Linked DNA regions of Homo sapiens: region 2 is linked to region 1. The links are chromatin loops, found by intact Hi-C in ENCODE. Cell type or tissue: GM12878. All regions are shown on one strand. Each heading gives the region's core, and the rest is flanking DNA. Links, peaks and the distances in the headings are about the cores only. Region 1 overlaps LOC105378806 (a long non-coding RNA gene). Region 2 overlaps MSH4 (mutS homolog 4).

The links. Hi-C counts contacts between places; a loop is a spot of excess contacts. Peaks named below come from ENCODE experiments on the same cell type or tissue, not always from the same donor. Only the 100,000 strongest peaks of a DNase experiment are listed, where the experiment ranks them.
Region 2: it touches region 1 in a loop (4-fold over the local background); 8 of 110 quality-filtered maps call a loop at or near these places.

The regions. Positions count from the first base shown.
Region 1 is chr1:75,974,405-75,990,561 of GRCh38, reverse strand. The region is part of intron 2 of LOC105378806 (a long non-coding RNA gene); the gene reads left to right. Among named protein-coding and RNA genes, the nearest start is that of ASB17, 50 kb to the right of the region's middle. RefSeq lists an enhancer at 8,799-8,858. In GM12878, for the core only: no CTCF peak of the experiment used is centred there; a DNase peak (open chromatin) is centred at 9,182; H3K4me3 peaks cover 467 bases; H3K27ac peaks cover 857 bases.
Region 2 is chr1:75,900,226-75,916,382 of GRCh38, reverse strand. MSH4 (mutS homolog 4) reads right to left here. Exons shown (of 20, transcript NM_002440.4): 20 at 3,141-3,687. The coding sequence ends at 3,496. Among named protein-coding and RNA genes, the nearest start is that of ASB17, 24 kb to the left of the region's middle. In GM12878, for the core only: a CTCF peak has its summit at 7,587 (motif pointing left); a DNase peak (open chromatin) is centred at 7,452.

The DNA.
Region 1 (16,157 bases), core at 5,469-13,468:
TAAATAAATAAATAATAATAATAATAATAATAATTTGAATCCCAGGAAAGCTTTGGAATAAATGAGATCATGTCTATGAAAGTTATGTGTGAGCTGGAAAGTACTGTGAGTGTGTCAGGGTTCAGTTAGGAAAGCAGAGCCATGTATTAGGGGATTAAAGGATTTAGTATGGGAATTAGACTTTACAGTAAACATGGGAGGATCTGGAGAAGTGAATGTCTAGAAAAGGAAATAAGAGAATCAGAGATAGGGTCATTAACCAATGCCCCTGAAGTCCTGCACAGATGGACTAGTTTTTCTACTTCTCCAAGCATCAATTTCCTCCTACATAATGGTAAAGCATGGAGGTTCTAGAATCTGACTACTTGCATTCAAATCCTGGATCCGCAACTTCCTGGTTGTATAGTCCTGTGAAAGTTACTTCACCTCTCTATATCTCATTTCCTCCTTTGAAACTAAGGATAATAACAGCACCTGTCTATGGAGTTGTTGTGAGAATTTAGTGAAATAATACTTAGAACAGTGCCTGGACCATGTAAGCACTCAGTCAATGCAGCAATCTTTACCATCACAGGAGCATGGTGATCACTGAAAAGGATGTACGTTAGGCAGTTGGCTCACTACCCAGAATATTATACGTGCTCAGTAAACACTAGCTATGAGCTATGATAGCTTAAGATTTTGAGTCAGAGACATTGTAAGGGCAATGTAGGAGAAGTTTACATGTTGAAAATGCTAAGACATATTGGGGAACAGTCACTTGTGTGGCTGGAAGATAGGTTCTGAAGGAAACTGATGGAAACTATGATTGGAGAGACATGTCAACCAGGAAGCACTTAAGTATCACATAAACAACTAAGAGCCACAGCATGCTCTTAAGACTGACATAATGAAAGAGACTCTTTTTAGAGATTACCTGGCAGAATCTGTAGATTAGAATGGGAGAATGGGGTTAAGAATCAAATCTGCAGCAAGAAAGACTAGTTAGATAGTTCTTGTAATAATCTAGGGAAATAGTAATGAGGACTTGGATTATGATAGTAAGGATGGAAATGAAGAGAGAGAAAGTAAAGATGTGTCACATAGCAGAACTAACAGACCATGGAAATTAATTAGATATGAAATATAGCAAAGAAGAGAGCTCAAAACCAATTTTTAGGTTTAAAAAAGTCAAAGAAAAGAGCAGCCATTTGTGGAAGACAATTTTTTGAGCATGTGAAAATGAAGTACTCAGGTAAAAATGTGTGGACCGGAGCTCAGGAGAAATGTCGGGCTGGAGATAATGATCTGAGATTCATCTGGTGAGAGCTCTGAGAGTGGAAGACAAAATGCCTTCACTGCCAATCTCAATTTGGAATATGGAAAAAAGAAAAAGAAAGAGAGATAGATCGAGACAACCCTAAATATAACACAGCAAATCCTCACTAAATGTTGTCAATAGGTTCTTTGAAACTGCGACTTTAAATCATGGTTCCAGTCTGAGTGAATGTGGAGGTGTGTGTGAGGGCACCTTGTGATGGAAGGTTGTCTTGTCCAGGACTGGTTTTTTGTTTTATAATGAAAACGATTATAAATTGTTTCAATAATTGTTTTCATTATTATCTTATTTCATTCATTATTATCTTAGGCTAATTGGTATAAACAAGAGTTAAGTTCCCATGGCATATTTCTGGTAACAAAAACTTACCAGACTTCTAAATAAAGACCCAAAACACTTCTAATATTAAACAATGAAATAAAAGAGAGCTACATGTACAATTAAGAAAGAGTAATAAAAACAAGTAAGATCATTATTTACCCAAATTTGGCGAATCAGTGAGTATTAGCAGCTGTCATGGTGAAGGGTTAAGTCCAGGATAAATGTTTGCAAAGCAAAAATTGTAAGGAGCACCTCCTATTACCATGCAATTTAAAAACTAACTGTGGCAAATAGGGCAGGCTTGCTGAGTGTTTTTATACCACATTGCTTATTGTCATTTATCTGTATGATTTTGGTCTCATTTATGAATTTTTATTTGACAATAAATTATATTTGTGTATTCATTTATTTTCCAACCTGCTTATTCCAGTTCAGGGTCATGGGTGGCTGAATCTTCTTCTGGGAACCAGTCCTGGACAAGACAATCTTCCATCACAAGGTGCCCTCACACACACCTCCACATTCACTCAGACTGGAACCATTCAGACACACCAATTCATTTAGGGCACCTACAAAATCTGTGCACAGCTTTGGGATGTGGGAGAATATCAGTGCAGGCATGGGGAGAACATGCAAATTCCACATAGAGAGTGGCTCCAGCCAGAGAGCTTTTTTGTCTTCTCATCAATGCTATAAAGAAATGACAGTGAATGAAACAACATTATTTGGGGACCTACTGTATAAGTAAATCTTATTTAATAATGCACCCGTGTGTATAAAAAGATAAATAAATAGGCTATTGTAATCAATTAAGATTTATTCCCTGAGTTCAAGAATGGCTTAACGATAGAAAAAGTCTATTCATATGATTTTACCAATTAAAATGATTCTTAAAAATGACCATCTCAATGGATGCAGAAGAAAACATTTGATAGAATTCAACATTCATTAGTTACATTTTAAAAAACTTAGCAAACTAGGAATAGAAGAAAGATTTCTTAAAACAATAAAGAATGTATACCAAAATCTATGGCAAACTTTATACTCACTGATATACATTATACATTAGAAGTCTTTCTTTTAAAATCAGAAACTAGAAAAAAAACACCCTCTATCATATTTCTATTCAACATTGCAATGGATGTTCAAACCAATACAGCAAGACAAAGAGAAATAAAAGGACAGTAAAATTTTAAAATCAGATACTTTATTATCAGATGATGTGGTCTACAGAGAAATTACTTAAAATTAATAAATTATTTACAGTTGATAAATCATTAATAATTTATAATAATTTCCCCTGAAAATTTGGTGAATGGAAGATGAATATATAAAACTTAACTGAATTTCTAAACATCAACAGAAAAATGTATTTTTAAAAGATACCAGTTATAATAGTAACAAATATATATATATAAAAGATACCCAGAAATAAATTCAAACCAAAGATGCAGAAGACCATTATGGAGAAAAATTTGTAAATATTAAAAGATACTATAGATATCTCAAACAAATGGTAAGATACACAATGTTTGTGAATAAAAAGACTCAATATCATAAAAATGTCAATTTTTCTAAAATTCATTCATTAATCCAATGTAATTTCAACTGAGATTCCAAAAGTTTTCATGGATTTAATACTATGATTTTTGGCCAGGCGCGGAGGCTCAAGCCTGTAATCCCAGCACTTTGGGAGGCTGAGGTGGGAGATCAGGAGATCAAGACCATCCTGGCTAACACGGTGAAACCCCGTCTCTACTAAAAATACAAAAAATCAGCCGGGCATGGTGGCAGGTGCCTGTAGTCCCAGCTACTCGGGAGGCTGAGGCAGGAGAATGGCGTGAACCCAGGAGGCGGAGTTTGCAGTGAGCAGAGATCGCGCCACTGCACTCCAGCCTGGGTGACAGAGCAAGACTCTATCTCAAAAATTATATCTATATCTATATCTATCTATCTATATATCTGTCTATCTATCTATATGATTTTTAAATGTATATGGGAGAACAAAAGACCAATAACAAATATAAAAATTTTAAAGAAGGAAAACTATTAATAAACCCAAAGTATTACAATTTGCACTTTCAGTTCATTACATATCATAAGGATTGAGGGATTTGTCCTACTTAACATCAGTATTATTTTCCTATTTGTCCTATTTAACATAAGTATTATTTTCTATCTGTAGTAAGACAGTATTAAGACAGTGTGAGATTTGCCAGAGACAGACAAAAGACCAATGGAACAATGGGGATCCCAGAAACTGACTCATGCATATCTAGAATCCTAATATAAGACATATGCAGCATCAAAGGTTATTGGGTAAAGGATAAAGTATTCAAAAAATCATGCTAATTCCATCACAACTTGGTGAAATGAAAAAAAACATACTAAAATAATCAATTTTTTCAATGTGGAAAAAATAAAAGTATACTCCTACTGCACACTACAAACAAAATAAATCCCAGGTGATTAAAAACCTAAATGTAAAAACCCAAGCTTTTAAAAATTAGAATATATTGACCACAGGTTTTTGTGATTCTCACACAAAACACGAAAATCAAAAACCATGAGGAAAAATATTAATAAACTCAAGGTATTAAAATTTGCACTTTCAGTTCATTACATATCATAAAAATGAAAAGATAAATTAGACAAATGTTTTGCTCACATATATCTACAAAACTGTTGTTCCCATAATATCATAACATTAAAAGTCTCGAACAAATTGATAAAGAAAAAGATAAACAACTCAAATGGAAACTAAGCAAACAATACTAACAGACAATACTAGAAAAGAACACCCAATGACTAATAACACTCGCTCACATAATAGATATTGAGCAACTGGACCGTGAATGCACTGTGAGTGGTTCTGTAAGTTAGCAGGGTCACTTGGAGAGTCGCTGCTATTTCTAACAAAGTTGAAAGTGAGCTCATGCTTCAACCCACCAATTTCACATCTAGGTATGGACCTCAGAGGGCACAGTATTGTCCCTTGGGGGAATGTGGAAATTTGTCAGCCCTCACCTGATTTCAAATTGCAAAATCTACTTCCACTCAAAAAGATACTAGAATGTTAGCAATTTTATTTTGAAAATATGAATGTAATGGGTTGTACCTATTTAGCTTTATAAAAGGAGATTCCTTTCTGTCTTTGCAAGCTCTTAGTGGATTGCTTGTGATATACATCCCACTCTGGTTTAATATTTATTTTAAAAATAAAACTGTTTTCTTTCTCAAAAAAAAAAAAAAAGAAAAGAAAGAAAGAGAGAAAGGAAGCTTGGCCTAGCACCAATACTTGCTTCTAGCCCCAAGTGGCTCCAGAGGAAAAGGTGAGTTAAATAGGTATGGAGTGGCCCAGTCTTGCCATGGACCTCCAGAATCTTAGCTTCAGGAGACTCCACAACACCCATGGACATTTGAGATGTCAAGAAGCGCTGCTTGGAGATTTATCAGGGACATAACTGCAACTCGTGTGAAGTCCAGAGGGTTTTGCATGGGAATAGCTACAGTGGAACACAGCCAGGGACACTTATCCCCAAGGTTTCCACACTCCTCTAGATAGCTCTGGCCTTCTTTGACTATTGGACTTGGACAGAAAAGAGTTATCTTGCCCTTGGGATAGGATCAGTCTGATCTGAGCATCCCCCTGTCTGCCAGCATTTCCCTGGGTCCCTGCCTGGCCATACCTGCTTGCAACACAGTGTCAATGCCCAACCAGGACACTTCACAGCAGCCACTACCATAGCTTCTTCACTGGTAGACTCCACAAACCATCAGAGAGCTCCTGCAGACAGTGCCCCCCGCAACCCCGGCATGCACCTATCTGTAACCTCCCCCAGTTGCCTTAGCAGTGCATGCACATGAGCAGACCTTGCCATCCCAATCAAGTGCTTTTGCCAGCACCCCCCACCCCTGCCCATTGGACTGTTGTTGGCAGTGGACCAGGAATACCTCAGCCCCTCAAGCAGAGCAGGTGCTTAACCTCAAGTGGCCAGAGAACAAAGCCATGGGCCTGGTCCCAACTTCCCAAAGTTAGCGCATGCAGCACTGGAGTCCTGAGCTGAGTCTTGGCCCCCTGAAATTGTCCAGAAATAAAGCCAATCAACTGAATCCAACTTACACCACAGTCAAACCCTTAAGAGCATCAGAGAATATAAAGAGCTCTGGTGACTCTAAAAGCCACAGTGTCTTCTTACTTCCAAATAACCATGCTAGCTCCCCAGGAATGGTTCTTAACCAGGTTGAAATGGCTGAAATGACAGACATAGAATTCCATACAGAATGGCAATGAAGATCATGAGATTCAGGAGAAAGGTGAAAACCAATCCAAGAAATCTAAGGAATCCAGTAAAACATTACAAGAGCTAAAAGATGAAAGAGCCATTTTAAAGAAAGTACCAAACTGATCTGATAGAGCTGAAAAACTCACTATAAGATTTTCATAATACAATCAGAAGTATTAATGGCAGAATAAACCAAGCTGAAGAAAGAATCTGAGAGCTCAAAGATCAGTTTTCACATCAACTCAGTCAGACAAAAATAAAGAAAAAGGAATAATGAATGAACAAAACCTCTGAGAAATATGGGATTATTTAAAGAGAACAAATCTACAAATTGGTACACTTGAAAGAGAGGAAGAGCGAACAAGCAACTTGGAAAGCATATTTGAAAGTATTATCCATGAAAATTTCCGCAACCTCACTAGAGAGATTGACATTCAAATCCAAGAAACTCAGAGAATCCCTGTGACATACTAAACAAGACGGCCATCCACAAGATACAAAGTCATCAGATTCTCCAAGGTGGAAATGAAAGAAAAAAATGTTAAGGGCAGCTAAAGAGAAGGAGCAGGTCACCTGCTCCATCAGACTGACAGCTGACTATTCAGAGTAAACTCCACAAGCCAGAAGAGATTGGAAGCCTATATTCAGCATCTTTTTTTTTTTGACGGAGTCTCACTCTGTCTCCCAGGCTGGAGTGCAGTTGCGCAATCTCGGCTCACCGCAAGCTCTGCCTCCTGTGTTCATGCCATTCTCCTGCCTCAGCCTCCTGAGTAGCTGGGACTACAGGTGCCTGCCACCATGCCCAGCTAATTTTTTGTATTTTTAGTAGAGATGGGGTTTCACCGTGTTAGCTAGGATGGTCTCCATCTCCTGACCTCGTGATCTGCCTGCCTCGGCCTCCTAAAGTGCTGGGATTACAGGCATGAGCCACCACGCCTGGCCTATATTCAGCATCTTTAAAGAAAATAAATTCCAACCAAGAATTTCATATCCAGCCAAATTAAACTTCATAAGTGAAGGAGAAATAAAATCCTTTTAAGGAAAAGAAATGCTAAGGGAATTCATTACCACCATACCTGCCTGACAGGAGGTCCTTAAGGGAGTAGGAAGTGATCAGTTGGAAACCATGCATGTCAATGCCTCTATCTGGATGTTCAGCAGTACAAGAAAGGAAGTGGAACAGGAGCTGCAGCTGCAAAAAATGTCATGATTGAAGTTAAGCTCTTTTTTTGGTTTGTTTTGTTCTTATGAAGGAAGGACTTCTAAGCTGATGGTAGGAAAAGAAATAATAAAGATTGGAAATAAGAAATATAATTTTCTTGTCATTCTTTGAAAATAATTACATTCTTTTCTCATGTACATCCTGAGAAGAGGGTATAGTCAGTGCAAGTCATTTAAAGTCTCCTTAGTGACACCAGCAAGAAACAGAATAGGTCTTAGGCTCCATTGCTTCCCCACCCAATGTTTAACTAGCAACTACCGACAGATCAGAATACTTTTTTGAAAACCCCAATACTTGAATACAAGCCTGAGATTCCATGTTTCACATAACTGCATGAAAACTGAAATCAAAGTTTAAAAAGAATGGCCTCAAATTGAGCATGACACCCCTTTCCCTCCTCCTGCACAACACCAGACTGAGAAGATGGCTTGGGCCCACAGTTTATACAGGGAGAAAAGAGGACTAGAGGCAGTCATCCAGCTTTCCTAGCATTCTGAGATGTATTCCAGGAAATTCATTCTGGTCTCACCTTATGGGATACACTGTAGGTAGCAATAATGGCTAGACCACCCAGGGTTAAGTAGGAACAAAGAAAGGAAGTAGAGGTCATAGTGACTAGCATGCAGATCTTGGTAATACCTGTGTTCCTACCAGCTGGGGTGCCCAATCAGAGATATCCATCAACTTCATAGCCTATCTGCAAAGCTGAACTGGTGACCTTCAGAAGCATAACAAGAAGTTAATCTAGCTTGAGTGACTAGACAGCTAGTCTCCATACCCAGCCTCAGAGACCTCCCCAGTTACCCTGCCCAGGCACAATGATACTCACCTCTGCCCATTTTGGAGAAGTGTAGTGACCAGGCCTGCTTGACCATGGAAGTAAGCAGTGGCTCCACTCATACAAAAAGCCTGCCCAATGTTCTGCCCAGGCAGGGAGATTCTCATTGTATTAGTCAGGGTTCTCCAGAGGGGCAAAACTAATAAAATATATGTATATATGGAAGGGAGTTTATTAGGGAGAATTGGCTCACACAATCACAAGGTCAAGTCCCACGATAGGCTGTCTGCAAGCTGGGGAAGAGAAGCCAGTAGTGGCTCAGTGAAAGTCAGAAAGACTTAAAACTAGGGAAGTTGATAGTGCAGCCTTCAGTCCATGGCCAAAGGCCCAAGAGCCCCCAGCAAGCCATTGGTGCAAGTCCCAGAGTCCAAAGGCTGAAGAACCTGGAGTCTGAGGTCCAAGGGGAAGAGGAGCAGAAGGAAGCATCCAGCATGGTGTGGAACCACTGAGATTTGGGAATTAATATTAATACAACCTCATTCAACACACAGGCAGCTAAGACCTGGGCTTATTTGAGCCACACGCTTGCACTTGGAACACTTACAGCTTCCCTTTATTTAATTCCTGTGAATAAGGAGCTGTTCCTATCAACTGTCATTAAGGTCACTTCTAGTTCACAAATGGAAGGAATACGTGAGCAGCTTCTGCTCAGATGGCCACAAAATATCTTCAAAGTAAAATTCCTTTCTCTTTCTATATAGATTCTTGCTATAGTAACTTCACAGTTCTGCCTAGTCTTTCTCAAGCTATTTTTGTCTCTTTTGTTTATTCTTATACAAACTATGTGTCTCATTGGCCCAGCTGGTTGGAATAATTCTCAGACACCTACACCCTGGTCTCTTACTGACTCCATGGCTTCACCTGTTGACAGGGCATTGGGGCTGGTGCACACATAAGAATGATGAGCCAAAACAGCTCAAAACATAACTAATTTGATAGCTGTAGCCTAATTCTCCAAACTTCCAGCCAAAGGCCACCAAAACCGTAGGAAAGAGGGAGATCCCTATCCCCTACAAAAGGTGAACGAAAGGGTAAGCTGTCCTCAGGCCGAAGTGAGAGTTCTAACCTCTATAGCTCCAATTCCTTGGAGACTTAAGGGTCTGCTTTTCTCGTCAAAGAAACAAAAACAGAGAGAGACACACACAGGATGTGAATGAACTCTAAAGTCCAGCAAGCAAACAGAAACTAGTTATCAGTCAATCAGAGAAACAGGAAAACAACAAGAAGAGAAATGCAAGAAAAGTAAGAGGGGCAGATAAGGTGGATGCTGGCAGAAGGAGATAGCAGGACGGGCAAGTGAGAGAGATCAAGAGGGAAGGGAAGAAGAGACAGAGAAGGGGACTGAGCTTGATCAGTGTAACCATGGTTATACAAGGAGTATTCAAAAATCTCATGCAAAAGACAAGACATGTGAGTCATGTACCTAATACATGACTTAAAACTCCTCCCGCTTGTGAAAGGTATGGAGCTGTACAGAAGGAGAAAAAGAGCAGCAAGTTTCCTGGGGAGTCCAATAATACTATGTAATATCTATTGGGAGAGGGCTGGTTTGATCCATTATCTTACCTGGAGCTGGTCTACAGTGGTTACCCAATAACATGTATTACCTAATTTTAAATTTTAATTGTTCTTGTGCCTATACTGTTTACATAAATAATATGCCAGGCGCGGTGGCTCACGCCTGTAATCCCAGCACTTTGGGAGGCCGAGGAGGGCGGATCACGAGGTCAGGAGATGGAGACCATCCTGGCTAACACAGTGAAACCCCGTCTCTACTAAAAATACAAAAAATTAGCCGGGTGTCGTGGCGGGCGCCTGTAGTCCCAGCTACTCGGGAGGCTGAGGCAGGAGAATGGCGTGAACCCGGGAGGCGGAGCTTGCAGTGAGCCGAGATAGCGCCACTGCACTCCGGCCTGGGTGAAAGAGCAAGACTCCGTCTCAGAAATAAATAAATAAATAAATAAATAAATAAATAAATAAATAAATAAAATAATAATAATACATTACTTTGGTCATTAACAGTCAGTATATTAGTATTTTGGACTGGAATGGAACAGAATACTACCTGAAACAAATATATTTGTTTTCAATAAAGTGATTTTCTGTTTATCAGCTGTATGAGTCCCTCAGGGTGCAAGAGGCTGAGCCCATGTACCCTTAGAAATCACAGGCAGAGTCTGATACACAAAGGAGGAAAGACCAAAGTCGGGGAACCCTTGGTTGGCCCCCATAGGCAAGCGGGTATCTTTCCAGTTTCACTCCCTCCTCTTATTCTAGGTTCCTGGAACCCGTTTTTTGACTCATCCTCTGAACTCTCTGACCCGTATTTTTCAGTAGCCGCCTGTTATTAACCTATTTCTGACTATGGGTCTTTGCTGCTGAGTTTCATTGGAAGGTTCCCCTACCTCACTATTTCCACAGCCATCCCTCATCAGCAGCTGCTGCTTGGCTGTCTTCTTTCCTGGTGGATACCACCTATAGGCTCCCACGACCTTGGCCGCACTTCAAACCTGATGACTCAAAGTCATACTAATCGATTACAATACCTATTTTGTCCCCAAGACTAATGTTGACCATTTTCCTTCATGCCTATTAGAAGTCTCACGAGGCACCCCCCCAAAAACTTGTACAAATCAAACATCAAACTCTTATAGGGTTCAGCAAATAACATAAATGACTGAAGCAATTGGGTAGGGAGAGATTAGGACATGGTGGAGACTGAGACAAACCAGAGAGTCCAAATCCCATCTCAAGAAGGTATACCTGGCAGGGCATGGTGGCTCATACCTGTAATCCCAGCACTTTGGGAGGCCAAGGCAGGTGGATCACCTTAGGTCAGGAGTTCGAGACCAGCCTGGCCAACATGGTGAAACCTCGTTTCTATTAAAAATACAAAAATTAGCCAGGTGTGATGGCACGCACCTGTAATCCCAGCTACTTGGGAGGCTGAGGCAGGAGAATTGCTTGAACCCGGGAGGTGGAGGTTGTGGTGAGCTGAGGTCGTGCCGCTGCATTCCAGCTTGGGTGACAGAGCAAGACTCCCTCTCAAAAAAAAAAAAAAAGGTATAGCCATAAGTTGGCTTGGATCAATTTTTGTCACATGGGAACAAATCAGAGCCTAGCCTTTCCAGATCCTTTGAGTGTTTCATAAATCTCTCAATTTCTTTTTAAGCTGGAAACTAACATTTAAAAAATATATACTGTTATGAACTAACACTATGAGGGCTGATATGCTTAGGATATTTGTTTCCTCCAAATCTCATGTTGAAATGTAATCTCCAGTGTTGGAGGTGGGGCCTGGTAGGAGACGTTTGGATCAGGGGGGTGGATCCTTCATAAATGGCTAGTGTCATCCCCGTGGTGATGAGTGAGTTCATGCAAGATCTGATTGTTTAAAAGTATGTAGAACCTCTCCTCTCTCTTGCTTCCAGTCTTGCCATGTGACATGCTTGATCCCACTTCACTATCTGCCATGATTGTAAGCTTCCTGAGGCCCTCACTAGAAGCCAAGCAGATGTTGGTGCTGTGCTTATACAGCCTGAAGAACTACAAGCCAGTTAAGCCTATTTTCTTTATAAATTACCCAGCCTCAGGTATTTCTTTATAGAACATAATATTGGCCTAATACAAGGGCCAAACAAAACACATTTTCAATCCTAGGCTGTAATGTGTGACATGTTGCTTAATAACAGAATTGTCAACAGGGCATTGGCTTGCATATATGTGATGGACAACAGCAGTCAGACAGAGACCATGAGCCATAGCACATAGCAGAGCTCTCCACCTTTCATCATTTTGTAATGAGCAGCACAGATGGAAAAAAAAAAGAGAAAAGAATCAATAATGTATTTTAGGGGCACCTCAATTAGGCTACATAATAATGAACTGAATTCTGGGTTCTGAAGTAATTGGCAGCCCCAGAGAAACTAAATCCATGTCTCTGGACCCAGGGAGGTTTCATGGGTCTCAAACCCTTTGTTGGGGGTGAGGAGATTCAAAGTGAAGACATCATTAGTTGGAGCCTAGCCTTTGATTTTGTAACAATTAAAGTACTCAAAGAGTGAACCTTACACAAATGTGACAGGAGGAATTATGTCTACTTCTTATACACTAGTGACCACATGCCTTTCCCAAAAGATTCCTATAATCTTTGCACCCACTAAAACCTGTCCTTAAGACCTTAATTCACCACCTCCCAAGCAGTGTGCATAGGCTCAAGTTATTTAAATGAGTTTGCTGAAACCTTGATCCCCTCAGTCCTCAGGGCTGTCTGGTTGCCATGTGGCAGGCAGCTGAAGTCCCTGAGCCTGTCCCTTCTGACCACAAGCAGCCTAATTTTTTACCCCAATGCACCGTACACATATTATTATTTTTGATATGCCGCAAAGAGGATAAGATTAGGAAGTGCCGCCAACTCATCTGTCTGCAGGATTCTTTATGGATGGGTTTGCCCAGGAGGTGGACTTCACCTCTGTGTAGATGCTCTGCTCAGCTCTTTCCCTCCAGGATTGCAGCATTTGTTTCCCTGCTGCTGGGTGTGTTGGCAGCTGGCAGCTCTCAGCTGAGTCCCTCAGTGGGATTTGCCTTCCTCCGAAGAGTCACTTCATTCAAGGTCACTCTCCTCAAGGACACACTACATGCACTAACAGTTCAATGATGGCAAATGAGAATAAAAGTCTGGCCCCCTCTTTCCAATTCTAGCTAAGTCTGAAGAGCCACCAGCTTCAGAGCTCCTATAAGTTCAGGTGAGGCCTCTTTCAATACATCGCAGTTTAATTTCCCCTTCTGCCCAATCCTGCTTTCCTTGCTTCCTACAGTTGTTGAACCTAGTAGCACATTCAACAATCCTCCTGCATGCAAATCCCTGTCTCAGAGTTGGCCTCCTGGAGCTGACCTGCGACAGCCTCCTGATTGAATCTCTCTTTCCTATCAAACTCATGCCCTCTGGAAACACATAGAAACATAACTAAGCATGGCTTTGCCATCTCAGATGAATCTCATTTCAACACCCATTTCCCATAGAGATTATTAGGGTCTTAAATTTCTTTAAGTCTTTTTTTCTCACATAGGTCATGAGGTCTGTCCTGTTTTTGCTATCCTAGATTTCTTCAGTGAGGTTTAGAGACCAAGTTTTACACAGAATAAAATAAAACTTCCAGTTCTAACACCCTCCCTCCATTTCGGGGCAGCCTCAGTTAGCAGATGTTGCTGTCCAGGAGTAGTTTCAGAATTGGATTGTCCATGATAGTATCCTCACTTAGATAATAATTACAACAATAACTATTATTACCATCAATTGTATACTTTCTGCATCATAAGCTCCACATGAAAAGAGTTTTTCGGGAATCTTATCTTTAACTTTTCCAACAAGCCCAATGAGGAAAGTATTATTAACCTTTCTGTAGAGAAATAGTCTAAGAGTCAAATTGCCCAAGGCCATACCATTCTGGAGCTGGGAATAAACGCAGGATCTTTTGTCCTAAAAGCCTGATCGTGGTCCTCTGCACCACTCTTTCCATGTCCTCTGTTACTCCTACTCCTCAGTTCAAAGTTCACTTTGGAGGGAAAGATTTCTAAGGACAGGAAGTTTTGTCTGTTTTCTTCTCCCTTGTGTCCAAGTGCCCGCAACAGTAGCTGGCATGCGGCAGATGTTCAATTAGTTGTTTGCCAAATGAACGAATGAGTTTTGGTGACACGATCCTGCCAGAATGGACTCAAACACTAAAAAATGCTGAGGAATGTCTGAACTCATTATTTTTGAGCAGGAGCCAGGGTGCTGCTACTCCACACACTGCTCGGTGCAAATTAGAAAAGGAGTCTCCTCCATGAGACACCTGTGAGGACATTGTTCTAGCATATGGATTTATTAGAGTGAGACACTTTACTGCCATCTGCCCCAAAATAATAAATGCACAGGTCTGTGATGTGGATAACATTCCCTTCAGTGCGGTGCTGCTGTGCACCTGACAACCCCCACAGCCCTATGTGGCTGCTCTGCCTAGGCTAGCCGGGCTAGTTTACGCATTTGTCTAACTAGACACTGGTGTCAGATTTGTCTTACTTTTTGACAGCTGGACTGTAGCCCACATTTGTGTTTAATTCCTTATTTAACGATCTTTTATCAATTTTGAGATAATGACCAAACTCTCAGAAAGTCTGTGAGATGACAGTCTAGGTATTACCTAGGCTCCCCACTCCATAAGCTTCATGCTTTCAGAAAGCTCTCTCATCACTCTTTGATGGAGAGCTATTTCCAAGAGCCATACAATTTCCTGACATTCTTCTTTACTTGTTGAAGACAGTTTCTCTTGAGAAAGTACAATATCTTAAGTACTTCAAAAACACTGTGAATGCCACTACTGCCCTTCTGAATCAAGCTTTCTTTCTCATCGGTAGTCTTCTCCTCTGACCTGCTTTTTACTGACTTTTACGCCCTTTGTCCCAGGCAGATAAAACACTGGTGTGGAAAAGGTCAAATTCAGCATGCCAAAATAATATATATTTCTATATTTCCAATGAAAAGAAAGGCAAATTGATAGATAATATTCATCAATCTATCTCTGAGTTTCCTGAGGAAGTGACACTAGAAAGGTGAGGTTATGAATAGTCTTTGATTATGGATGGCCAGATGCCAATGTATAAATCAATGGAGTATTTTATTTTATATACAGTTCTTTACAAACAAGGCCAGGAGAAAAATAAACAAACAAAATGAATGTAACAGGCTATCCTGCTGTTATAAAATGTAATAAGGCCAAGGAAGATCTCATAGGATCCAAAACTCTGTTTGGTTTATTATCCCAAGATAATAAATTGAACATGATTTAGCTGTATAGATACGTCGCAGTACAAAATTACCAACTGCATTTTGATGATCAATTCAGCCCACATGCCATGGCAACTAAACTAAATCTTAACACTGCAGGTAAACCTAAGTTAGGTAGACCTAAGCTGTTTTTTTGTTTGAGAATCCATTTCATGTTGTTTAATCTTTGGTTGGAGTATTTAACACATTGTATGGAATTTTCAGCTCACCCATCTATATTCTTCCCACTGGATTGGAAATTCCTTGAGGACAAGAAGCAATCTCCCACATTTTCATATTCCAAGTGATAATTATAATGCCCTATACATCATGGGTTTCCCAAATGCTTTGTGGGAGTCAGGAAGGTGTTTTTCCATTGGTGCAGAGGAATTAGACAACATTCTTTATTATGAAATCTTGCTTCAAGATATTAAAAAAAAAGATGTCATTAGTAGTACCCAGAAGGCTCAAAGGACATGTTTTTAAGAGAGTACTTTTTAACCTCACGGTGTTATCATTCATTGATTTCCTATAATTTATCCTGAATTTGCTGAAATTCAGTTTTCTCAGAAATCTTTGTATATTGTCCTATTGTGTTCAATGACTCAAGCAATGAAATGCATGGTCTTAAAGGGAGTCGTTGGCCCTCCCCATGCTGGGCATGAAGTGAATAAATAAAATTTCCCTAACTACTGTGCCAGAAGATGATTAACGATGCTGTGCAGCAAGTGTCATGGTGCTACAAAAATGGGGGCTTGCAGAAAGAAGCCCTGCCAAACAAAAGACTCATAAAATGCCTCTTCATCATGCCTGTAATCCCAGCAGTTTGGGAGGTTGAGGCTGGCAGATCAGTTGAGGTTAGGAGCTTGAGACCAGCCTGAACAACATGGTGAAACCACATCTCTACTAAAAATACAAAAATTAGCCAGGTGTAGGGGTGGGCACCTGTAATCCCAGCTTCTCAGGAGGCTGAGGCAGGAGGATTGCTTGAACCAAGGAGGTGGAGGTTGCAATGAGTCCAGATCACACCACTGCACTTCAGTCTGGGCTACAAAGTGAGACTCTGTCTTAGAAAAACAAACAAACAAACAACAACAACAACAACGAAAATCCCTCTTCATTATTCCATCACACTCAACAATAATCCAGTGGGAGCAGGGGGTAGATTATAGACCCCACAGCAGAGAACACCTATTCTGTGAGAAGAATGTAGTTTCCAGAATTTTCCAGCACAGAATGTTGTGATCAGGAGGGTAGTAAACACCACAGCTAACATTTGAGAGAATTTACTTTGCCACACACTTTGCTATATACTTGACGTGCATTTATCCTTGGAGCCACCCATGGAGGAAGGTACTCTTAATAAT
Region 2 (16,157 bases), core at 4,173-12,172, 73 kb after region 1:
ATTTGGTCTCCTTGACTCTGGTTTCAACTGCCCATTTCAAAATCATTCATGCTAACACCCAGATGATCTTATTAAGATGCAAATCTAATTATGTTATACCACCATTACTACTACCACCATCCCTTGCCAATCCCCCAAGGGCAAACATGCCTTAAAACTCTACAGTGGTTTATAGGAGAAACTGATAGAAAGCACCTAGCTTCACTCTCTCATATGCACTGTATCCTCTAGTTAAACTAAGCTGCTCACTGTTTCACATATCTTTACTTACACATATGCTGATCTATCTAAAATGCCTTTTCCTTCCTTAAAACCCAATATATTTTATCCTCTAAATTCCCTTTGACCGACAAAGGTTACATACGGTTGGTTCCATTGCCTTAAACATTCCTCTATTATGGCACTTATCACATGATGCTCCAATCCTAATATATGTGCTTTTTTCTCTTTATTACACCCAAGGTTCTCAAGTCAAATGCCCTATCTCTTGTACCTCTAACACCTAATATGTTGCCTGGTCCATAGAAAATATTTACTGAATTAGATTTGTTTTATAGCTTTCTAAAAGTAATACTTACTCTAAAACTTTTGCTTGAAGGAACAGATTTTAAAATGTGCTATCAGAGAGGCTAAAAGCAGTTAAAAATAGAAAAAAGAAATAAAACATCACTTCTGGTTAAAAAAATTATCAGAATAGCTTTAAAATTTGTTTAAAAAGCATTACTCACTGCACACCTATTAAAATGGCTCAACTGAAAAAAGAAAAGAAAGCTGACAATACTAAGTACTAGTGAACATGAGGAGCAACTGGAACTCACACATAGCTGATGAGAATGAAAAGTGATATAGTCACTCTGGAAAAGTCTGGCAGCTTCTTATGAAATAAAACATACACTTAACGTATGACACAGCTATTTTACTCCTATTTAATCTAGATAAATGAAAACTTATGCTCCCAAAAAACCTTGTATAGGAAGGTTTATGGTAGCTTTATTCATAATCGCTAAGAACTAAAAACCCAAATGTCCCTCAGTGAATGAAAGGACAACAAACTCTGGCACATATAAACAATGAAATACTTGTCAGCAATAAAAAGGCACAGCAACATGTATACATTTCAAAAGCATTATGCAAAAGAAGCCAGTCTCAAAAGGTTACATGCTATATGGATTCCATTTGTTGGACATTCTGGGAAAAAATAAAACTATAGGGAAAGAAAACAGGCCTGTGATTGCTGGGTTAAAGTTAAGGGTCAGGGAAAGATTTGACTACAAAGGAACAGCACTAAGGAAGTCTTTTGGAATGATGGGAGGGTTCTCTATCCTGATTTTGCTGGTGGTTATGTGAATCCATAAATGTACTAAAATTCACAGGACTGTACACCAAAAAAATTAATTTTATTGAATGTAAATGTAAAAATAAATGCATTACTTCCTAGGCATGAGAATAAGCTGTGTTTCTTCTCCATCCCCACCCCCCCATATTTTACCCCTAAACTTGAAAAAGACTATCTTATGTAGGATTTTATTCTATGAGGAGAAAGGTGGAACAGGCTAAAATAATGGCTTTGTGGTGGAAATTAAAGGAGTTTGCTAACACATTATGAGCATTTACCTTGAAAGACTGGATTATGAGATAATGATCTATAATATTAGAAAAAGGCAAAGGCAAAGAGGAACAAAAGAGTAGAGCAAATAGATCTTAAAATTAAGAAATGGATTATCTCCCTAGTATTCACCTTCATTCTGTAGTACCATGACATAATAATTATATCTTTATTTGATTTGGTTTTTTGTATGTTTCTGCTACACACAAAATGGTATAAGAAAAAGTAATTTAATTTTAAGAAGATATAAACCTGTTTTTATATCAGTATCTCAATTCTAAAATAAAAGACATTAATCATTTGGCTGCAGTTTTTGCATCAAAAGCTTTAATTGATGAAAAATTTCTTAAAAGTCGGGTGGAATCTAACATTGAGGTTACATCTAAAAAGAAGTTAATGTATTTGATGAAATGATATTCAGCATATTTGATATGTTGCACTCGTCTCTGCTTGCCTGTTTTTTTCCCCACTGCCTACTCCCTTTCTACCTTTTATTGCTTTCCTCTCTTTTTTTCCTGCCACCCCAAACAATCTGCCATGCCCTTTTCCTCCTCAGTGTCTTCTTGAAATTTGCCACAAGCCTAAATTACCTAACTGCCTTTAGAAATGACCACATAAGGCCAGGCACAGTGGCTCACATCTGTAATCCCAGCACTTTGGGAGGCCGAGGCAGGCGGATCACCTGAGGTCAGGAGTTCGAGACTAGCCTGGCCAACATTATGAAACCCCGTCTCTACCAAAAATACAAAAATTAGCCAGGCGTGGTGGTGGGCGCTTGTAGTCCCAGCGACTCAGGAGGCTAAGGCAGTAGAATCGCTTGAAGCTGGGAAGTAGAGGTTGCAGGGAGTCGATATCACGCCATTGCACTCCAGTCTGGGGAACAAGAGCGAGACTCTGTCTCAAAAAGAAAAAATATAAAGAAAAAGAAATGACCACACAAAATGTAATTCATTTCAGAGGCTGTGAATTAAAACATAGCTAATAGTCAAATATAAATATTGTGATATTTTTTCTAAAACATGACAATAAGGAATATAAGTAATCTAACAAGACATTTAATATATATTGAATTGAATGTAAAACAAAAAATAATTTATATTTACTTTTCCAAAATAATATGTGTGCCATTTAAATTATAACTTTTTCAATATACTTGGCTACTAATATTTACTTAGAATGCTGAGTGTTTAATAAAGTCAACAAACATTAATATTAAATGTTATAGAATAAAATATGGCCCTAAGTGGTCTGTGAATAATATTGGTGGGTCAAATTATTATGAATACTGTAGCTTACTAAATAAATGTTTCAAATGTATAGCTTGAATTCCAGACACTTAGTTGCCCAAGAAAAGAATAACTTGTCTATGTTAGGCCTTTATGCTGAGATTACTCACTTAGCAGCGTGATTCCAAAATTACTCTGATGAACTTCAGAACCCTCCAGTGTTGGAAGTGGGGGTACTGATTAATAAATTGTTGAGTTATAGGGCATTATTACTTCAGAATAGAATGTAAAAGAAAAGCTCAAAAAAGTTTCCAGACCTAAAAAGAAAGGTGTTTATTAAACTAGGGTATTTACAATAATATTTTAAACTATAACTTGTAAGTATAAATGAACTTAGGTCTTAATAATGTGAATTTTTGTGAGAAAAAAGTGGTGTATTGTATTTTCTCCTAACATAAAAACCATTCCTTTAAGTAGTTCTCATTTGTTAAGTTATAATAAATATTTTTCATATAGAATATATAGATGACAATTGTGATGTTAATATAATGTAATTTTCAATTAAAATATGAAATTTGGCAAATGTTATTTTCCTTATCTCTAAGGAGAAAAATAAATTCTAGGTTCCTTGAATTAAGATATATTATTACATTAGAATTGTGATTATTCTTCAGTCTTTTCTGGAACTTGTTCAGTCCTGGGAAAATCTTCTTTGTACTTCTTCTTGAGGTTACTTAAATATATTCGTAAACTGTCTGGATCCAATTGAGAGTTTCGAGCAGTTTGAACAAGCCTAGTGGCTAGATGGTACACAGCTCTCTGTCTTTCCATCTCAGGGGTACTCCTTTGGTTTTGCTGTCATTGAAAAAAAAAAAATATATATATATATACACAAATACCATAATTTTTATTTAAACCACATGTTGGCAATATTCTATCTCCTTCCATAGACATATGGAACTCAAGGGTTAACTAATTCCTTTGAACAAATCAGTTTCCTCCAACAAGGAAAGAATATACAAGAAGAAATAAAAGAAATATTGTATTTGAAAGAACATAATTTATTCTGAGTATTTGTTACTTTATCACAGATCTTATGTTCTTGAAATCACTTTTCAATGAAAAAAATTATGCTAAATAGGTCAGATTTCTCAACATAATACCGAAAAGTAATAGAAAATCCACCAGAGATAGACTCTACAAACACTTTCCCATTAAAAAGGTATGGGAAAACAGCATTGTTCATTGCTATGTGGTAATATACTTTTAAATGATGCCAAAGAGTACTACTCTGCTATCTCCTACTTTAATTCCCCAACAGATAAACTGGTACACAGAATGGGTCATCAGAAAATTGCTTGCCCCTAAAGAGAGTACATATATAGAAACTGCTGGAGCCTAAGAGAAAATACTGCCTGAGGGGTAAATTACATTTTAAAAATAAATAATATGAATAGCTATTTAAAATCATGCCTTAATTTTTAATAAACTAAACTTCGGGATACCCAAGAAATAATATGTAAAACAGGAATGTAGAAGTCCTTTAGATGCTTGGTCTTGAATAGAACTTCAGGACTGCAAATATACCTAGAAAATTCTTATTTCACCTCTTTGCCTGAACTAGATAGAGAAATCAGCATTTTTAATCTTAACTTTTTATGGAAAGTCTTAGTGAGTTTCCCTGAAATATAATCCCTTCAACTCATAATAGCAAGCAACTCCAGATTTTTTTTTACTTTTCACTATAGGAAAAATGAGTAAGATTTTATGAGGTAGAATAAGATTACCATATATTCACCCATCTATCTATTTGGTACACAGATCAATTACCAATTAGTCTATTATTTTAAGAAAGTTATTGAATATCTACTATCATCTATGTTCCAGGCCTCTAAGCTTACGTTTATATATCTATGGGGGATACAAAAATGTAAACCTCACATGATAACAGAACTCAAGGAGCTTACAGTCTTAATGGTTAAAAAAACAAAAGGCTTGTTGTAAGCAACTGATTATAATAATTAAGAAAAGTCCCATAAAACAGCCATAAAATACTCAGAGGAAGGGAAACTCACTTCCAGCTCAGGCCAAGAAAAGCTTGAATAGGATGGAGTATTGAAATTAATCCTGATAGATAAAACAGCCTAGAAGAGGGGGTATTCCACAGAGGAAACAGTTAGAGCAGGTACATTTGAAAGCATGGTACACAATCAGGTCAATATGATGAAATGGCAAGTAATTCAATGTAGTAATGACAAGTAATTTAATTTACAAGATTGAAATTGCAGAAATGTAGATTACGTGAAACCGAGTGATATTATGTAAGGGAGGTGTAGAAAACAAAGGAAAATCATGAAGCAGAAGCCAATAAGCTTTACAATCACGTAAAAACTGGTTAAGAAGGCAAATCCCTGAGCCACAGAAGATCCTTGACAATCTAGTATGGTACCCTGTATCTCAGGCAATTCTAATGCAGGTAATTCTAAAATATATTTTGAGAATTACAGAGGACTTTTTACACTAGACAAAGGAGTTCAACTTTACTTTGTAATAAATCATTAAAAGTTTCTGAGTAGGCAAACTACATAATAAAAACTATGCATTAGGAGACAATCTGGTAGAAGTGTATATAAATAGATTGAGAGAGAGAGAGAACTTACTGCATAGTCCTAATGACAGGTGATTAAGAGGAATGATCCATATATGACTTTGGTGAGTCACTGGGAGACTTAAAGGTGAAGAGATAAGAGTTTTTTTTAGAAGATGATAAATTTAACTTTGGCTTTTAAACATAGATTAAGATATGTAGGAGAAATATGGAGAAAAATATATAGATTCAGAGTTGAACAGAAATGATGATGGACGCTGTGAGAAAAGATGAGATCACCAAGTGCAGATTTTAGAAAGAAAAGAAACAAGGGCAAAAATCTTAGAAACTTTTATATTTAGTAAGTGGAATAAGAAAAAGTAATGATGATGGCTGGGTGCGGTGGTTCATGCCTGTAATCCCAGCACTTTGGGAGGAAGAGGCGGGTGGAATGCTTGAGCCCAGGAATTTGTTAAAAACCAGGCTGGGCAACACAGTGAGACCTTGTTTCAAAAAAAAGAAAAAAAAAGAAAAGAAAAAGTACTAGTGAAGAAGGGACAGAAGAAATAATCAAACAGGTAGGAGAATGAAAATATCCAGGAGAGAATAATTCCACATAGCCAAGAGAGGGCAGAATTAAGAAAAGAGAAAACAAGGGTAGTGTCAAGTGCCATAGAGAGATCATGGAAGATCAGAAGTGAAAAGAAGGACAAAGGATTTTATAATTAGTTGGTATTTAAGAGAAAACTTTGGGGAGAGTGATGACAATAAGACTCAGTTTAAACATGAGAAATGAAAGAAGCAAGCATGGGTTACTTTTGATAAGTTTGCAGTAAAAAGAAAATGAAATAATAGTTTGAAAAGTAGAGTAAACAGGCAGAATTTTAGGGGAGAAATCTAAGCATACTCTTAGAAAAAGGAAAAGCCTGTGACGAAAATATTAAAGATGCAAAAGAGAATAAAGGGAACTGAGAAGTAATAATAACTTAGTGGAGATTTTTTTAAAAGGTAGAATAGTTAACCTTCTGTCTGAAAGTCAGTCTCTTCCTCTGAGATAAGATGGAAGAGAGATGGAAGAAAAACAGAAATATTCAAAACAAAATTTTGAAGGAGGGGAGGTTCAAGAACTCATCAAGATGACCTCAAATTTGTTAAAAAGTAGGAGGCAGATTATCTGTAGAAAGTGAAGTGATTGAGAGTACAGGAAGAGTGAAACTGTTTCAAAAGAGTTATCGTAAAAGAAGCTAAATAATAAATAAAAAGAAAAAAATACAATTCTCATCACATACCATGGCCTGTCAGCGGGGGGAGGGGGTGGGAGGCAAAGGGAGGGATAGCATTAGGACAAATATCTAATGCATGCGGGACTTAAAACCTAGATGACGGGTTGATGGGTGCAGCAAACCACCATGGCACATGTAAACCTATGTAACAAACCTGCACGTTCTGCACGTGTATCCCAGAACTTAAAGTATATACTAAAAAAAAAAAAATACAATTCTGGATATCAACAAAATGGCAGAGTAGAAGCAGTCTGCCTTTGCTCTCCCCACAGAGAACCAAAAGCAAATATCTGGAGCACAGATTAACACCAGCAACATTTTAGAAGCCAAATCTGAGGCTGAAATGATAGTTGGGAGACAGAGAAGTGAAAAACTCTGAGCAGACTATAAAAAGAAAGAAAGTTCTCTATCTGCAATGTCCGTGCCCCAATCTGCCAGGCATCATGCACAGAAAATTCCTCCCAATCTCATTTGTTCTACTCTGGAAAAAGTGAGATTGAGGTGGATAGCCAGCTTCCCCACCATCCTGGGTTCCCTTGCAGAAAAATCATTCCTGCCTAAACCCACAGGAAGCACCACTAGTGCCTGGAGGGAGAAAACCGCCTGAGGGCAGCTAGAGACAAAAAGGGGAGTGGAATTAGAAACTCCAGCCTGTAAAACTACTCCTCATTTCAGTCGAAGGAGACACCAAATCAGTGTGGATGTACAGCAGCACCATGCTAGAGGAAGCAGATGCCACAGGTCATCTGGGTATAAACCCCTAGCCAGCCTTTCCACACAGCTGAGGTATCCCCTCTAAGAACCCTACCATCTGAGATGTGTAGTACTGCAAACATTTGCCAGAGCTGAGGAAATTCTGGGCTTAAGGTGCCATCTAGTGCTGAAAATGAGGCAGCAATCTAGGATTAAGGGGAATCACAGACAATTGCAAAGAACTTCTAAGCAAACATACAACCTAGAAAGTCCAACAAGCGAGACACTGAAGATAAACTGATCCTTCATTGCAAAAACATAGATATATATCCACAAGGAACAAGAGCAAACAGGAAACTATGATCTCCCCAAATGAACAAAGCAAGGAGCTGGTGATCAACATCGTGGTGAGATGGTGATACGTGAGCTCTAAGATCAAGAATTCAAAATAGCAGTTTTAAGAAAATTCATGAACTCTAAAACAGCACAGAAAAAGCAACTGATAAATTTATCAGAGAAATTTAATAAAGAGATTAAAGTTTGGCCGGGCACATTGGCTCACGCCTGTAATCCCAATACTTTGGAAGGCCAAGGTGGGCAGATCATTTGAGGTCAGGAGTTTGAGACCAGCATGGCCAACACAGTGAAACTCCATTTCTACTAAAAATACAAAAATTAGCCAGGCATGGTGGTGCACACCTGTAATCCCAGCTACACAGGAGGCTGAGGCAGCAGAATTTCTTGAACCCAGGAGGCAGAGGTTGCAGTGAGCTGAGATCACACCACTGCACTCCAGCCTGGGTGACAGAGCCAGACTCTGTCTCAAAAAAAAAAAAAAACAGATGAAAGTTTTTAAAAATCAAATGGCAAACAGATTTGAAACCCTGGAACTGAGAAATACATTTGTTGAACTTAAAAAAACTACAGAGGCTCTCCAAAAAAGAAATAGATCAAGCAGAAGAAAGAATCAGTGAGATTAGCCAGGCACAGTGGCTCATGCCTATAATACCAGCACTCTGGGAGACTGAGGCAGGCAGATCACTTCAGCCTAGGAGTTAGAGACCAGCCTGGCCAACATGGTGAAACCCCGTCTCACTAAAAAAATTAGACAGGCACGGTGGCACATGCCTGTAATTCCAGCTACTTGGGTAGCTGAGGCACAAGAAATACTTGAATCCAAGAAGCGGAGGTTGCAGTAAGCCAAGATATAGTCAGAGGGAAAAAAAAACAGAATGAAAGGAATAAAGACAGCCTGAAAGATTTTATACATATATATATATATATATATATATATATATGTATAGAGAGAGAGAGAGAGAGAGAGAGATACACCGTGGAAGAGCAAATCTAAGATTCACTGGTGTTCAAGAGAGAATTGAGAAAGAGCAAAGAGTAGAATGCCTATTTAAAGGAATAAAATGGAAAACCTACTAAACCTAGAGAAATATGTTAATATCTAGGTACAAGAGGTCACAGAACACCAAATATATTCATCCCAAATAAGACAAGCCAAATGATATAATAATCAAACTCTCAAAGGTCAAGGACAAAGAGAATCCTAAAAGCAGCAAGAGAAAAGAAGCAAATAACATATAAAGCAGCTCCAATTCATCTGGCAACAGACTTCTCAACAAAAACCATATAGATCAGGAGGGAGTGGAATAACAGATTCAAAGTGCTGAAGGGAAAAAAACTGCAAACTGAGAATACTATACCTAGCAAAACTTTCCTTCAAACATGAAGGAGAGAAAAAGTCTTTTCTAGACAAACAAAAGCTGAGGAAATGCATCATTACTAGACCCATATTATAAGAAATGTTAAAGGGAGCTCTTAAATCTGAAAGGAAAGAATGCTAACATGCAAAAGACAAACAAACAAACAAACTTGAAGTTTAAATGTAAGTACATAAATTCAGAATACTCTAATACTATAAATGTGATGTGTAATCTACTCATATCTCTAACATAAAGACTATAAGACACATTTATTAGCTGGGCGTGGTGGTGGGCGCCTGTAGTCCCAGCTACTCAGGAGGCTGAGGCAGGAGAATGGTGCGAACCCAGGAGGCAGAGCTTGCAGTGAGCCAAGATCGCGCCACTGCACTGCAGCCTGGGCAAGAGAGTGAGACTCAATCTCAAAAAAAAAAGAAAAAAAAAAAGACACGTTTATGAAAATAGTAACTACAGACACCTTTAAAGAAATAGACAATATAAGAAGGTGTAAATTGAGACAAGAAAAAATCAAAATGTCAGGGGAATGAAGTTAAAGTACGGAGTGTTTCAGTTTTTCCATTGTTTGTTACTTTCTTCTCTCTATGGTCAAAACTAAGTAGTTATCTGTTTAAAATAAAGTGTTATAGCTATAAAATATTTTATAAGCCTCATGAAAATCATAAATTAAAATATATATATTTAAATTTATATAATATATAATATATTATATATTATATATATTATATATAATATATACATATTATATATTATATATATATAATATATAATATGTATATATTATATATAATATATATAATATTGTATATATATTATATATATTAAAAATATAAAGCAATGAATTAAAACATACTACCAGAAAAAATTACTTAATCAAAAAGGAAGAAAGAGAGCACTTACAAAACAACCAGATAACAAGTAACAAAATGGTAGCAGTAAGTCTTTATCAGTAATAGTATTGAATGTAAATGTCCTAAATTCTCCAATTAAAAGACATAAGAGTGTCTAAATGGATTAAAAAAACAAGACTTAAAAAAACAGGAGTTCAAGACCAGCATGGACAACATGGTGAAACCCTGTCTCTATTAGAAATACAAAAATTAGCTGGGTGTACAGGCGGGTGCCTGTAATCCCAGCTACTTGGGAGGCTGAGGCAGAAGAATCGCTTGAACCTGGGAGGTGGAGGTTGCAGTGAACTGAGATCAAGCCACTGTACTCCAGCCTGGGTGACAGAGCAAAACTCTGCCTCAAAAAAAATAAAAGAAATAAAATAAGATCTAACTGTATGATGCTAACTAGAAACTCACTTCACCTACAAAGTCATACTAGACTAAAAGTAAAGGGATGGAAGAAGATATTCCAGATAAATAAAAACCAAAAAAGAGCAGGAGTAGCTATGTTTATATCAGATAAGATAGACTTCAAGTCAAAGACTGTAAAAAGAGACAAAGAATGTTATTCTATAATAATAAAGGGGTCAATTCAGCAAGAGGACATAACAATTATAAATATATATTCACCCAACAGTGGACCATCCAAATATGTAAAGCAAAAATTCATAGATATAAAGAGAAATATAGACTGCAATACAATACTAGTAGGGGTCTTCAACATTCCATTCTCAGTAATGGCCAGATCATCCAAACAGAAAATCAACAATTAAACACTGAAGTTAAACTACACTCTAGACTGCCTGGACCTCACTGACATTTGCAGAACATTTCATCCAACTGCTGCAGAATACAAATTCTTCTCATCATCACATGAAACAGTCTCCAGGATAAACAATACATTAGGCCACAAAACAAGTGTCAATAAATTCAAAAATGTCGAAACCCTATGAAGTATATTTTATTCCACAATGGAATAAAACTAGAAATCAATAACAGAATGAACTTTTGGAAACTATATATATAAATACATGGAAAATAAACAACATGCCCCTGAACAATCAATGGGTCAATAACGACATTAAAAAGAAAAATTTAAAAATTCTTGAAAAAAATACATGACATACTAAAATCTATGACATACAGCAACATATTGCTAAGAGAAACGTTTATAGCAATAAACACCTACAACAAAAAAGTAGAAACATTTAAAAAAAAACAACAACAACCTAACGTGGTACTTCTCAAAGCTAGGAAAGCAAAAACAACAAGCCAAACCTAAAATTGGTAGAAGAAAAGAAATAATAGAGATCAAAGCAGAAATAAATGAAGTTGAAACTAAAATAAATACAAAAGACAAACAAATCTTTACTAGACCAACTAAAAAGAGAGAAGACCCAAATAAAATCAGAAATGAAAAAGGAGACATAACAATTGATACCACAGAAATACAAAGGATCATTAGAGACTATTGTAAACAACTATATGCCAACAAATTGGAAAACTTAAAAGAAAGAAAGAAATTTCTGGAGACATACAACTTACCAAGATTGAAGCATGAAGAAATAGAAAACAAGAATAGACCTATAATGAATAATGAGATTGAAGTAATAATAAAAAATCTCCCTTCAAAGAAAACCCCACAGTATAGGGAGACCCCCATCTCTGCAAAACAGTAAATAAATAAAAATTAGCCAGATGTGGTGGTGTGTACCTGTGGTCTCAGCTATTTGGGAGGCTGAGGTAAGAGGATTACTTGAGCTAGGAGGTCAAGTAAGCAGTGGGCTGGGATTGCACCACCACACTCCAGTCCAGGCAACAGAACAAGATCCTGTCAAAAAAAAAAGAAAGAAAAAGAAAAAGAAGAAAAGCCAGTACCTGATGACTTCACTGCTGCATTATACCAGATATTTTTAAAGAAGAATGAATAGCAAGTCTAATCAAATTATTTCAATTAATTACAGAGGAGGGAACACTTCCAAACTCATTCTATGAGGCTAGTATTACCCTGATATCAAAACCAGACTATGAAACAACAAATAAAGAAAACTACAGGCCAATATTCCTGTTAAACATAAATTAAGAACCCAACCAAATACTAGCAAACCAAATACAACAACACACTGAAAAGATCATTCACCATGATTACACGGAATTCATCCCAGGGATGCCAGAATGATAAAACATATGCAAATCAATAAATATGATATGTCATATTAACAGAATCAAGGACAAAAACCATGTGATCTTTTCAATAGATGCCGAAAAAGTATTTGACAAAATTCAACATTCCTTTATGACAAAACGTCTCAACAAACTGGGTGTAGAAGGAACACACCTCAAAACAATAAAGGACATACATTACAAACCCACAACTAAATAATACTATGGGAGTAAAAATGGAAAGTCTTTCCTCTAACTTCTGGAACAAAACAGGGACACCCACTTTCACCACTTTTATTCAACATAGTACTGGATGTCCTAGCCAGAGCAATTAAGCAAGAGAAAGAAACAAAAGGCATCCAAACTGGAAAGGAAGAAGTCAAAATATCCTTTTTACAGATGACATATTATACTTAGAAAACCCTAAAGACTCCACCAAAAATATAAAAATCAGTGACATTTGTATACGTCAATAGTGAACAAACTGAAAAAAATACAAGAAGAAATCCCATTTATGGACTGGAAGAATAAATATTGCTATAAATGTGTTCATTGATTGGAAGAATAAATACTGCTAAAATGTCAATACTATTCAATGTAATCTATAGATTCAATACAATCCCTATCAAAATAACAGACATTCTTCACAGAAGTGGAAAAAAATCCTAAAATTTATATGGAACCACAAAATACTTCAAATAGTCAAAGCAACCCTGAACAAAAAGAACAAACCTAGAAACATCATGCTATCTGACTTTAAAATATACTACAAAGCCATAGTAACCAAAACAACAGAGTCCTGGCATAAATACAGACACATCAAAAAATTGAACAGAACAGAGAACCCAGAAATAAGTCCAAGCATTTACAGCCAACTCATTTTCAACAAGATACCAAGAAGACAGTCTCTTCAATAAATAGTGCTGGGAAAAATAGATAACTATATATAGAAGAATGAAGCCAGACTCATATTTCTTACCATATATAAAAATCTAATCAAAATGAATTAAAGACTTAAATGTAAGACCTGAAACTATGAAACTACTTGAAGAAAACATTGGGAAATGCTTTAGGATATTAATGTGGGCAAAGACTTTTTGGGTAAAACCTCAAATGTGCAGGCAATAAAAGCAAAAATACACTTATATAATTACATTATGTTAAAAAGCTTCTGCATAGCAAAAAAAAAAATTAACAAAGTGAAGAGACAGCCTACAGAAGGGGAGGAAATATTTTCAAGCTCTCCTTCTGACAACCAAATTAAGCAAAATAATAACAAAGAAATAATAACCAAAACATCTAAGTAACTCAACTCAATAGCAAAAAAATCCCACCAAATAAACCCAATTAAAACATTGGCAAAACATCTGAATAGATGTTTCTCAAAAGAAGACATACAAATAGCCAACAGGTGGTGGGAATGTAAATTAGTTCAACCTTACGGAGATTTCTCAAAGAACTAAAAGAACTATATATATATATATATATATATATATATATATATATATATATATATATATATATATATATACATACACATATATAACACCTGTACCTAGTTCATCACAGCACTATTCACAATAGCAAAGTCATAGAACCAACCTAAACACCCACCAATAGTTGACTGCATAAAGAAAACCATGGAATACTAATAGCCATAAACAAGAATGAAATCATGTCCTTTACACAACATAGATGGAGTTGGAGGCCATTATCCTAAATGAACTAACTCAGAAATAGAAAACCAAATACTGCATGTTCTCACTTATAAGTGAGAGCTAAACAATGGGTACACATGGACATAAAGATGGAAATAACTGTCACTGGGGACAAAAGGGGGAAGGTAGGAGGTGGCAAGGGTTAAAAATTACCTATTGGTTACAATGTTCACTATCTGGCTATTGGGTACACTAGGAGCCCAACTCACAGCAGTATGCAATATACCTATGTAACAAGCAAGCACATGTACCCCCTCAATCTAAAATAAAGTAAAATAAAAATAAACAAAAAATAGGCAATGTGGATATATTATTGCAACTACATCATAGTTGTTGTGAAAAGGGGCCTTTAAGAACAAGAAATGAGTACATTGCTCCACTGGAAAAAAATTCAGGGAAGTTTCTTGGGGAAGTTCACATCTGAGCTAGGTAAAAATGTTAAATAAAAATTATATGGATGAGGTAGATGGAGGAAGAGGAATTAAATTCTTAGCAGAGGGAACAACATAAGTGAAATAAAAGATTAAAAAACAAAACAAACATATAGCCAACAGGTATATGAAAAAATGTTCAACATCACCAGTCATTAAGGAAATATATATCAAAACCACAATGAGATATCATCTCACCTAGTTAAGATAGCTTTTATCCAAAAGACAGACAATTAACAAATGCTGGTGAGGATAGAGAAAGGGGAATGCACATACACTGTTGATGGGAATGTAAATTAGTATTGCCACTATGAAAAATAGCATGGAGGGTTCTCAAAAGACTAAAAATAGCACTATCATATGATCCAGCAGTCCTACTGCTGGGCATCTATCCAAAAGAAAGAAAATAAGTATATCAAAGAGATGTCTATATTCCCACGTTTATTGCAGCACTATTCACAATAGCCAAGATATGGATCAACCTAAGTGTCCATTAACAGATGAATGGATAAAGAAAATGTGGTAAATATACACAATGGAATATTATTCAGCCAAAAAAGAAAGAAATGAAATCCTTGCATTTGTAGCAACATGGATAAAGAATCACTATGCTAAATGAAATAAACCAGGCACAGAAAGACAAATACCACATGTTCTCACTCATATGCCTGAGCTAAAAGAGTTGATCTCATGGAGGTGAAGAGCTCATTGATGGTTACTAGAGGTTAGGAAGGGTTTGGAGGAGGAAGGAGATGAATACAGGTTGGTTAATGCGTACAAAAATACAGTTAGATTGAAGAAATAGTCTAGTGTACGATAGTTCAGTAGGGTGACTATAGTTAATATGTGTCGTATAGTTCAAAATAGCTAGAAGATAAGAATTGCAATGTTTTCAACATGAAGTAAAGATAAATGTTTGGGGTGATGGCTATCCCAACTACCCTGATTTGATCATTACACATTGCATGCAAGTATCAAAATATCACATGTAGCCCCAAAATATGTACAACTATTATCAATTAAAAAAAGAAAAAAATCACAATTATCCAGTAAAATATTCAACTAAAATCAGAATATATGAATTTGCAGTGGATAAAAATAGCTTGTTTCGAATATTTTTCAAACTTCATTAGGAGAATCAAAGCCTACTAGAAGGCTAGTAGAGAGGTGGTCCATAATTGAAATGTGGTAAGATGAACTCTAAAGAGTTAGGTAATAAGAGCTTCTTCAGAGTACAGAACAGTTAAAATTTCTGACTAAGAGATTCAAATAGATAATTAGGCAAGTGAAGTCACAGAGACAGTAGAGGAACTTAAAGGAGAGAGGAATTAAAAATGGAAGACAGGTTAAGAAAGAGTGAGGGACACAGAAAATTGTTATTGAAGAAAATATCACACTGCACCTAGGTCAGTTTACTGAACACATTGCATTTTTAAAACACTGTAAAGCAGCTGGGAGCGGTTGCTCACACCTGTAATCCCAGCACTTTGGGAGCCCGAGGTTGGTGGATCACCTGAGGTCAGGAGTTCGAGACCAACCTGGCCAACATGGCGAAACCCCCACCTCTACGAAAAATACAAAAAAAAATTAGCCGGGTGTGGTGGTGGGCGCTTGTAATCCCAGCTACTCAGGAGACTGAGACAGGAGAATCGCTTAAACCCAGGAGGCGGAGGTTGCAGTGAGCCGAGATCATGCCATTGCACTCCAGCCTGGATGACAAGAGCAAAACTCCATCTTAAACAAACAAACAAACAAACAAAACCCCAAAACCAAAAACACTTATATAAAGCAACCAAAATTTTCCAAATTTTGAGTCAACAGATGTGAGTT